2 separate regions of the Homo sapiens genome follow, and region 1 is linked to region 2. A link is a loop called in an ENCODE intact Hi-C map of the cell type or tissue named here. Cell type or tissue: endothelial cell of umbilical vein. All regions are shown on one strand. Each heading gives the region's core, and the rest is flanking DNA. Links, peaks and the distances in the headings are about the cores only. Region 1 overlaps SOX2-OT (SOX2 overlapping transcript). Region 2 overlaps SOX2-OT (SOX2 overlapping transcript).

Region 1 (5,390 bases), core at 59-5,058, 68 kb before region 2:
ACTTACACTTTGCTTGCCTGTGCACATAACTCGACTCTTGGTTAATCACCAGTTAGCTCAAACAGGTTAATCACCTCTTGACCAATCTGTTTGAAACTGGTCAATTCAGTAGAAACAATCAAGCTGGCAGCAGTTTTGAATAGCTGCCTCAGGAAAATGGTCCCTTCAATTCTGGATTGAGACATGGGGTTGGGATAACTCACACTGCCAACGTTTCCAGGGAAAATATCCAATGCAAGGAAGGAAGAAAGAAACAATTAAAACTAAAAAACAAGCGAACATCACATATCTATATGTTTGTGACTATGGTTTTTAGCATAAATATCCCTTAATAATTATTGTACATACATGTAAATGGGTATAATGAATATATGTATGTATGTGGATATGTATACACACACACATACACACACAGATTACTAGCAGGTGAGCATAAATTAAACCAAGTGTGAATCCTGTTATTTTTTAGTCTTTCTTCCACACCTGGTGAATTTAAACCCCTATAGGTCATCTTGTCAAAATACAATTTAGTTCTGAAATAAAATAACAGAACGGGAACAAACACGATCCATTAAAACTCACTGCCAATGTTGCCAGATAACTACAAAAAAATAGAGTGTCTCAGACAGAAATATCAATAACTTTAATGCGTGCGATTTGTTAACAGGGAAGAAAACAAGCAAACTTGCTCTCCGCTGACTGTCACTAATATTTATTCGTCCAGTGACTGTTAATCAAACCAAGTTTACAGTCCCGTACAGCACCTGTCACAGGTGCTGATCATTAATCAGCTATTACAGCAGTTTATTCTGCTGCTGACAACTCGCAATTTTCCACTGATTCAGCTAGTTTGTCAGGTGGGAATTATGGCATAGCGCATGTGACAAAACACATCACCCTTTTTTTTTGCATTTTCAGGCTTCTCTCTCCTGCTTTCTCCCCCTTTTTAGACAAACAATATCTGGGAACTCAGAAGTAATAAGGCGGAATGCATAATTAATTACCCAGCTTGCTCTAATTAGGGATGAATAAGTTGTGTCCCTCTCATCATCACAAATGTGGTGATGGGTAATACCAGTTTATGCTGTATTAACTGCAAATATGCAATCCTTCTGAGAGCACTTTTGTTGATGAATTTGATGAATGTGACAATAATTAGCAGAGACAGATGAGAGCTAAATTACTACTGACAATGTAATGCTATCCTGCTCGAGGGCCTGGGAACGTGGCAGGATAACATGGCAGGGACCTGGGCCTCGTTTCTAATTAATAGTCTTTTTTTCTTTTTCTTTTTTTTTCTTTTTTCTTTTTTTTTCTTTCTTTTTTTTTTTTGCCAGTGGGGGAAAAAAGGAGTAACGGTAATTGTTTTCCTCAAAGGCTGCAGGGAGTTATCAGGGTAATAAAGTTAATTAGCAGAACAAACATCCTTTCACTGCCTTACCAGTCTGAGGAAAAGAGGGTAATTCAGACTGCAGAAAGATATGACTAGATGGGATGATAAGAAAAGAAATCTTACACAGGAGGCCAACAGAGAATGATTTTCTCCCTTCATTTATTTGGCTTGATGCATGGAAAGAAATTAGACAGCCTCTTCCTTCAGGTCACAAAGTTGCTCATGTAAAGGACTTTATTGTTATGATTTTGAGTTTGGGAAATAAAGTTAGCTTAGATAAACTCCACTGTTTACTTCTTTCTTTTCTAGGTAGTGATAGGTTTGTTCAATTTTATCTTTATTCAAGTGCATTTTCCTAATGTCCCAGACGTAGAAGTGAGTTCTAATATTTGCCAAAGAGAACATTTGGCTGCACTTTGACTTACAGAAATCTGTTTTGTTCTCTGAATCTTTTGGAAAAAGTAAGAAATTGTTCAGCAATTTCCACGAAGTAGTACTCTTTATTTTCCTGTGTAAATTTAAAAATCAAAATGAGATTTTTTTAAATGTATATAATCTAATTCTATTTTTGTAATCTCAAAAGTCATCTTTATTAAAATGTGGCAATATTGTCATTTCTGTCGTGGCATTGTAGATATATGAGTAATCAATCAAAAAGGTGAATAGTTCAATGAATCTCAGTTTTACATATAGCTGTATTCAGTTTGGTCACATTGCTTAACATAAGTAGATTCAACATAATGGGAAAACATCCACCAGACATTCTGAAGACTTTGCAAGTTTATTTTTTCCTATGAAGATCATAAGTGGTTGGCCCCCTTCAAACATCCTACATCTGAAATGACTGTTTAGTATGAAGTAAATAACACTAGGATGAAAGCCTGAAGCTTTCTAAAATAATATCCACAAGGAGGTGTCTATGATTTTTACTCCTTTTAGGTACATTTCCAAAAATTTTCATTTTATGCTTCATAAATCATTACATATCTAAGTTCTACATATTTACCATGCATATAAATGTGCACACATTCATTTATTGTTAGAGCTAAATGAAACACCTTTCACATGACTGTGTGTTTAATTCTAAGTTAAGAACATAAGGAGTTAAGTGGTGAATTTCTACTTCTGTGTTTGACAGTATGGCACCAGGCTGACTTTTCAACAGAATCCTATATGGATAGACTTCCATGAAAAATGGGTGAAACTTCTAACAAAATGGCCTTTATTCCTAATATCCACATTACTAAAGTACTGTACTAGTCCCTAAGGACAAAAGTAGTATAGAGGACATAACACTGAACTGACTGAGTTGTTTACTGGCTGTGCTACCACATGTGTATGACTTGCATTGTCCTGTCATGTCCCTTATCGTTGATTTGCTCATCTATAAAACTGGTTACCCTGCCCTGCCAACCTCATAGGATTGCTATCGAGCATACACACACACACACACACACACACACATACACACACACACACACTCTGTCTCTCTCTCTCTCTCTCTCTCTCTTTTAGATTGCTATGTTTTACCTTGTATCCTTAGCAGCATTTTTAATTTTTTGCCATATAATCAAACTTTACCTTTACGTAGAACTAAAAGAAGCATTCCATGCTACTTTCCAACAACGTGTAACATTTTAAAACAAGTTCACTTACCAAAAGGGAGACAAACTGAAAGAAGTAACACAAAAATACAAATGCAAAATTGCTTTTTTCTAGAAATGGTCTAAAATTTTTATTGTGAGAGAAAGAATAACAGGGAACACATTTGTTTGTTTCCTTTGGGACCTAAGACAAACGTATTGAATATTCTGGTACTTTCCCCTCTAGCCACTACTTCCTTCATTGGACTGCAAGGTATTTCTGTTTGGAAAAGTAATGGAGTCCAGTCAACTTCATTGATCGCCAAGGACTGTCAAAATTATAAAACTTGCTGTGGAGCTCTGACATGCCAGAAGCCGCTAGAAAAAGAAGTTTGACATTCAGAAACTTATCAAGAGGTTCTACTCTTTGGATAGAGACCAAAATCATACTTTGAAGTAAGTAGTAATTTCCAATATTAGCCCATTGGGTGAGCTAAAAATGCCTTAGTTAGATTTGCCAGAATTAGAGATTACATTTGTTAGAATTAGGGGTTCACTAATTAGATGCCCTAGGCACTAGCCATATGTACTATTGGTATTATTATGAATCTTTAGGAATTTAATTCTTTCTTTGCCTTTTTTACTCTGAATTCCTAAATCATTGTTTGAAAGAGTATTTTGACCAATGCCCAGTTTATAAGGGTTCTGGGGCATTTTTGCTTCTTGTATGAGTTCAGTGGAGTGTTAGTTGGCTAACTAATTACAAGGGACTAAAAATAAACCATGGTTTATTATTTTCCAATTTTGAATTACAAAATTATTTAAATGTCTGTAATCGAAGTGCTACATTACTATGTAATGAAATTACAATACAGCTTAATGATATTAGGAAACTGCATGCAAAAAAATATTTGTACACAAGGTGGTGATGTTAGCAACCAACTACAGTACTTTTATTCTGCTAAAAAACACAATAAATAACAACAGATTACTTTCCCCAAGTGATCCCCAAAGGGCATCTTTAGTTGTTCATATAATGATAGCATGTAAGGGCACAGAGCCACATGGAAAACCTGTCAGCATATGTCATTAGAGTAGCAGAGAAAAAAGAGAAAAAGGACAAATCACAAAATAGAGAATAACTGCTAAAGAGTAAAATTATGTTTACAAGTAGTAAAGATTCAAGAATTCAGCCCTTAATACATAAGTTTCCATTGACTCCTATTTAGATATATATGTCCAAGGAGTTACATTCTAAGTGTAAAATTGTCTCTGTAGCTCTAATAAAATATACCTACTTTCCAGACAGCTTTCCGTCTGAAAACTTTTGCCTCCCAAGCTTCCCCCTGCCTTTACAGTTAAGTTTCCTGATTCCAATCCTAACTACAACCTTGGTCCACTGAGGACAATATCTTTCCCTCTATTCATGTTCCTTGTGCACAAATTCAAGTTTTTATGTTTCTATTAGTATAATTCAGAGCAATTAAAAATTGAAGCTGCAAAAATAAGTCACAAACATTATTTCTCATGAAATATTTGACCTTATCAATTCTAAAATATAAATTAATACAAGCTAACATTAAAACCAGCTCATATTTCTTGTAAAGTGGTACATTAATAATGACCTCTCAGGCATAATTAATTAATTTTATTATATTTATCCCTAAAATTCACATATTTGTTATAGTGACATGTATTTATTCTCAGATACTTTTTTAAAGTAAATGATGTCATCAGCAGGAACACAGAACTTGTTGGCTGCAAGATAGAAAGCATATATGCCATGAACCAAAAAGGTAGGAAGGTGTATTTTCAATTTTAAGGTTCTTCTCCTAAGATGAAAAGAGCTGCAACTGTTTTTGCAAGTAAGAAAGCAAAATATCTGTTCTTGAATTATCTAAGGATGAGTCAGAAACTTAAAGCCGAAGAAAAGTAATAAATAATGACAACAGATGTTTGTAAACGTGTGCTCCCCTGTTCAGTGTTTGTATGTGTTGTTTTGCCTTGATGTGCTGTCAGCAGCCTCTCACCTGGGAGTAGTGATATCTTATCAAAGCCCAAACAGTTCCTCTTCACAACAGACAGATAATAGTCCCTTTCAATTTATCATACTGGAAGTCTAAAAGAACCATGGGAACGACTGGTCAGGTGACAGCTTGATGGACAGTTTGACACCCCTTAAAGCATCATGGGAAATGGTTGTCACCTGATTTTCAGAGCGACCAGGGAGATAACCTTCAGAATGATGAGGGAAACAAAAATCTGAATATGTGTATAAGATCCAGTGCCAGCATCAGTGCTCACTTAAGTGATAATAAGTATGAATTTAGATGACTCAAAATGTTGTTATCAAACCTGAGGGGTTTTCCAAGTCCAGAAGTGCCCATCATCTCTTTAGATGCCTTTTATATTTT
Region 2 (5,390 bases), core at 190-5,189:
TAATGTAGACCCCCAAAAGCTACATTTGTAGCCAGGTGAATATTTTTCCAGTAATTATATAGATCATTATAAAAAGAAAATGTAGCCTAGTCTAGTGCTTCTGCAACTTCAATGTGCATATAGGATCCTGTGAAAATGCAGATTTTGATTCAGTAGGTCTGTAGTCCTCATGAGCTCCCCGGGGAGCCAAAGCCACCAGTCCATAGGCCTTACTTGGAGTAGTTAGGTCCAATGCACAGAGTAGGGCTTTAGAGCCAGAGATGCTTGATTCACATCGTAGCGCTTCTGTTTACTAACCGTGATCTTGGGCAAGCTCCTTCACCTCTCTGAGCCTGTTTCTTCATTCTTAAAATGAGAATAATAATATATATCTTACTCGCTGAAAGCCAAGCTGGCTTGCAGGGAATTGACTTTTAGTGACTTGGCCTGCTTCCACTACACACTACTACCAGATTAATCTTCCTAAAGCCTCTTTCACTCAGAACTTTCCAGTGAGCCCCATGGCCTGGTGAATTACATACACACTCCTCTTCCCCTTGAGCCTCAAATGTCTGATGTAATAGTCACAAGTCATATTTCTAGCTTGATCTCTTCCTACTTCCTACTGACACTCATGTGTTACTAACACAGAGATTTCCTGTTTCATCTCTCTGATTCACTTTTGTCCTACCCAACCCTTCATCATATCCATAAAAATCTCACCCTTCCATTAAGTCCCTTCTTTCATCCAGGCTCTGGCTGGAAGCATTCTCCCTATTGTCTACCCTCTATTGCTCCCCAAAACTCCCACACATATCGAGTTAGGTCTCACTGGTATTTGAATTTTTCTAACAGTGTGTTTATATCTCTGGACAGTTTCTTTACATTTTTATCTTATATTCTAGTATTTCTATAATGGTGTCTAAGTTCCATGAGGATGTGGATCCGATATCGTTCAGATAGCACAGTGGCAAGAACTCAGCCCTGAGGCCCACAGACCTGAGCATGTACCTCAGGTCAGCTCTGCCATTTGCCAGCTTGTTTGCCTTAGACAGGTCTCCTAAACCATCTGAGCAAAAAGTAGGTGCCAGTAATACCTAACTTGCAGTTACTAGGAAGAAATTTTGTATTAAAAATACTTTACATGGTATCCAACGCACAGGAAGGGCTCCTGTCAGCGAAACTGAATGAATTAGAACTGACTGTTTAATCCCAACACAACTCAGACATTCATTCTAGTTGTGTTAACACTGGATTCAAGCCCAGACTTCCAGTTTGTATGAGTATTTTAACATTTTCTTTTCCGGTTATGTTTATGTCAGTATTAAGTCTTATCAGAATATTCCATATTCTGCCTCTTGAAATCAAAGCACATTTGTTGATCTAGCTCCAATAGGTATAACTTAAATGTGATGATGAAAAGGTAACATAGTGTGCTTTTATTTTAAAGCATGTAGTTTATAGTTAAACCTAGGTTTGAATCTAAACCTAGTGGTTGCCTTAACCTCTCCAAGCTATGGTAATATCTAAGTTGAATTTGGGATTTTTTTTAACTTTTTTTACTCTTAAAAATAATTAGAGGAAGAATATATGAAATAGAAAAATATTTATAGAAACAAGTAGCATATTAGTTCTACAGCCCAAAACACTAATAATATTATAATATTATCATGGATGAGGGGGATAACTCTAAACACCCCAAATAGCCCCCCTTTTGTAAGTTGAATTTACATATATTTATCCTAGAGAATTTAAGTATTCTGTTTATTTCAGTAATTGGTAAGGAGCAGTACATTTTTTTAAACTTCCTATCAGCTAATTTCAAAAAGAACTATATTTAATAAGCTATATCATCATTTAGTTTAACTTTTTGGAGAACAAAATTAAACGATTTTAAAAGTAGAAGTTAAATGATGCCAGTGTAATCAAAGTTGACTCAATGCTTAGACACAGTGTAAGAGATGAATCAAAGTTGCATCTGAACTTAGGGCAACAGAACCAAAGTCACAGCTATAGTCAGTATGTTGTTTTGTTGATGTGGGTAAAGAGGGTTTTCAAAAGAAAAATAGAAAATGGGGCAAACCTTGTTTTAATCAGGGAGTATATGGAAAGAAAATTAAATGCCTATATTAAAACCTATTCTTTCATACTACCAATAACATTTTTCCTTAGCCTCTAGAGACCATCAAAAAACAATGGCTCATAATGCTTTTAGAACAGAAACTGAAGTTGTATACTGTGCATATGTAATCCTACACAAGAGGAAGGCAATGTTTAAAGCTGCTGTCACCTCTTAGGGAAAAAACTGGAATTCTGAGTCAAGTATGTATGCATTTTCTGTTTTCCTGTCTTGTGGGTCTTTATGACTAAAAACATTTTTATGAAATTGCTCTCTGCTTCTTTAAGCTTTGTGTGGTCTTGTTTGTTTGTTCTCAAATCTCAAACCATGCCATAGTTAGGAAACATCTTGAGTTGTTAAAAGTTAAAGAAATTGTATTTTGTTTATGAGCAAAAGAGCAGGCCAAGCAATGTCTTCAGAAACAAAGATCTTATTTTATTTAAAGAAGTTCCTTTTTGTTATAAGCTAGAATGAAGAATGATTTCAGGACAATGAGACAGAAACTACCTCTTGAAAGCTGTAATGTTGAAGCTGGCTACATAGCTAAAATAGAGTAGACTGATTTTCTTTTCTAGGCCTGTTTGGTCAATTTAAACCATATTAATGGGTGATCAAACCCTGAAGAGTTCTCTGAGGATTTAAGTTACCAGCCCACAATATACTGACAATCCACTGAACAACAACAAAACAACATTTAATTTCACTTTATGCAGCACAAACGCAGACTGAGACACTCTATCAAATGGTTAAGAGCATGGGTTTCAAGTCAGATCCACCTGGATGTGAGCTCTGGGTCTAGCACTTGCTAACCATGTAATCTTGGGCAATTTAACTTCATGAATTCTATTTCTTCATCTGTATTATAGGAATGAGGCCATATTTCATGAGAGTAAGATGCATTTTTTTTCACATTTTAACATCTCTGATGTTAGAATGCATGTTACAATTGATGGTGTGTCTTCATTCAATTGCCAACACTTTTTCTTTTCTTACTAGTACATAACTGTGTAATTACAACCTATGACATTTGAGATTCAATTAAATAATTAACATATACCTCATAGAGTTGTTCTGAGATATAAATAAAATAATGATGTAGAACCTTATGTCCTATAAAACCTGCCCCACGGAAGACTTCTAGTAAATCATACCAGTTAATGTTGTACAGTGTGATGTTTGTAAAGTCTGGCATTTTCCTGTCTTGTTAGTCATAATTTCTGTTTGCCAACTCTAAAAGTTAATTTCTTTGCAAAAATCTTTTTGTTGGAACAGTCTGCCTACTGAGTAGCTCGTCAAATTTCCTCTAATTGTTCTGGCAGCATGACATTGACCCTACGGGTTTACATATGAAATATGGTCAAAATAAAGGTTTTATGAAAGTCCATATTGACTTGTCTGATGAGTTGTTTGCAGACAAAAAGAAGAGTATGTAGTGTGCATGCTTCAACAGTGCCTGGCCCACAGGAAGCACTATAGAAGTGGTGTTGAGAGGCAGCAGCATGCAGGGTGGTTAAAGGGAGAGGCTCTCGAGCCAAATTGGCTGCGATCAAATCCTGGCTTTTCCCCTTACAAGCTGTGTAACTTTGGACAAATAATCTCTCTGTGGCCTCCATGTTCTCATACAGTTGTGAGAATTAAATGAGCTAATATACTGAAAGCAATTGTACAAAAAAGGTGCTAGATAAGTTTTCTGCTACTGGAGGAAATACACCTTTCTTTTATTTAAGTACCTTTAAAAGGTCTGAGGTTTTTCATACTGAAAAAGAATATTCCAGTAAGTTTACTTTTTTTTTTCCTTTTTGAGACAGAGTCTCTGTCGCCCAGGCTGGAGTGCAGTGGTGCAGTCTCTGCTCACTGCAACCCCCACTGCCCCAGTTCAAGCAATTCTCCTGCTTCAGCCTCCTGAGTAGCTGGGATTACAGGCATGAGCCACCATGCCTGGCTAATTTTTCTATTTTTAGTAGAGATGAGGGTTCACTATGTTCACCAGGCTGGTCTCGAAAGCCTGACCTCAGGTGATCTGCACGTCTCAGCCTCCCGAAGTGCTGGGATTACAGGTGTGAGCCACCATGCCCAGCCAATAAATTTACTTGTCAAGCAGGTGATTGTTATAATTCTGACTGTAAGAGGCTTCTAGTGTATAAAACACATAACCTATAAACATGCCATTGAGATATTTGTGATCATGTGGCACAGCTCTTAAAACTGGTTTGTCTAGCAGTAAACGTATGACTGAAAACAAAATATCAGATAAGTCTGAGATTGCTTCTAACAGCCTCTAGAGTGTCTGTATAATATTATCTTGTATGGCTTAAAATCCAGTTAGTATAGGTCAGCCTATACTCCAAGAAAGGGTCATTATGCCTAGGATTTTCAGAAGGGCTTCCTTCTAGCATTTATTCACTGGTAACCCATATTGTTCTAATTTTTTAAGGTTGCAAACTGGCTGCTATGCTGGAATAACTATGGCCATCAAGCATGTATCTCTAAGCATCAACACTGGTGCTTAGTTGGCTTTTAACTTATTGATCACACCTTTTACATATAGAGAACTTCAAAATGAAATAAAACTTATCTATAGTTTTTCATTATTTTTGAGTGGTAATTATGTGTTAATTCAGCTGAACAATTGCAATTAGTATTATTTCTTTGTAACCAAGACACATTTTTTACTTTTCTTTTCTCCCTTTGTTTGCATTTTATTCACTCTCTAATGTCAATATCAAGAAACTATAGGCTGGGCATGGTGGCTCATGCCTATAATTCTAGCGTTTGGTGCAGGGTAGGGGGCGCCAAGGCAGGAGGATTACTTAGCCCAGGAGTTTAAAACCAGCCTTGACAACATAGCAAGATCTTATCTCTACAAAAAAGTAAAAAATTAGCTGGGTGCGGTGGCATGAGTCTGTAGTCCTAGCTAGTCAGGCGGCTGAGGCAGGAGGATCACTTGAGCCCAGGAGTTCAAGGTTGCAGTGAGTCATGTGCGCACCACTCCATTACAGCCCGGGTGGCAGAGTAAGGCCTCAACTCAAAAAAAAAAAAAAAAAAATTAAAATTAAATAAAAACCTATGTGTCCAGTGTGTTGAAACATTGATGTCCAGACAACTTCACTCTAAAGTTCAGTTCTGTCGCTCAGCTCACCCCCTAATATCCAATGAGTTAATAATAACTTATGTGATAAGGTTAATAATAGCTTATGTGATGATAATAATAATCACTTAAAAATAATAATAACTTATGTGATAAGTTAATAATAGCTCATGTGATAAGGGCTGGGTGGCCCTCTTTATCCTG

Evidence for each region. A loop is a pair of places that touch in the nucleus more often than their neighbours do. Peaks named below come from ENCODE experiments on the same cell type or tissue, not always from the same donor. Only the 100,000 strongest peaks of a DNase experiment are listed, where the experiment ranks them.
Region 1: a loop joins it to region 2, with 2.8 times the contacts of the local background. A loop is called at or near these places in 1 of 110 quality-filtered maps.

The regions. Positions count from the first base shown.
Region 1 is chr3:181,560,497-181,565,886 of GRCh38, forward strand. SOX2-OT (SOX2 overlapping transcript) reads left to right here. Exons shown (of 7, transcript NR_075092.1): 4 at 3,224-3,432. Among named protein-coding and RNA genes, the nearest start is that of SOX2, 150 kb to the right of the region's middle. In endothelial cell of umbilical vein, for the core only: no CTCF peak of the experiment used is centred there; no DNase peak of the experiment used is centred there.
Region 2 is chr3:181,628,704-181,634,093 of GRCh38, forward strand. The region is part of intron 5 of SOX2-OT (SOX2 overlapping transcript); the gene reads left to right. Among named protein-coding and RNA genes, the nearest start is that of SOX2, 81 kb to the right of the region's middle. In endothelial cell of umbilical vein, for the core only: no CTCF peak of the experiment used is centred there; DNase peaks (open chromatin) are centred at 598, 1,208, 2,378 and 3,308; H3K27ac peaks cover 3,674 bases.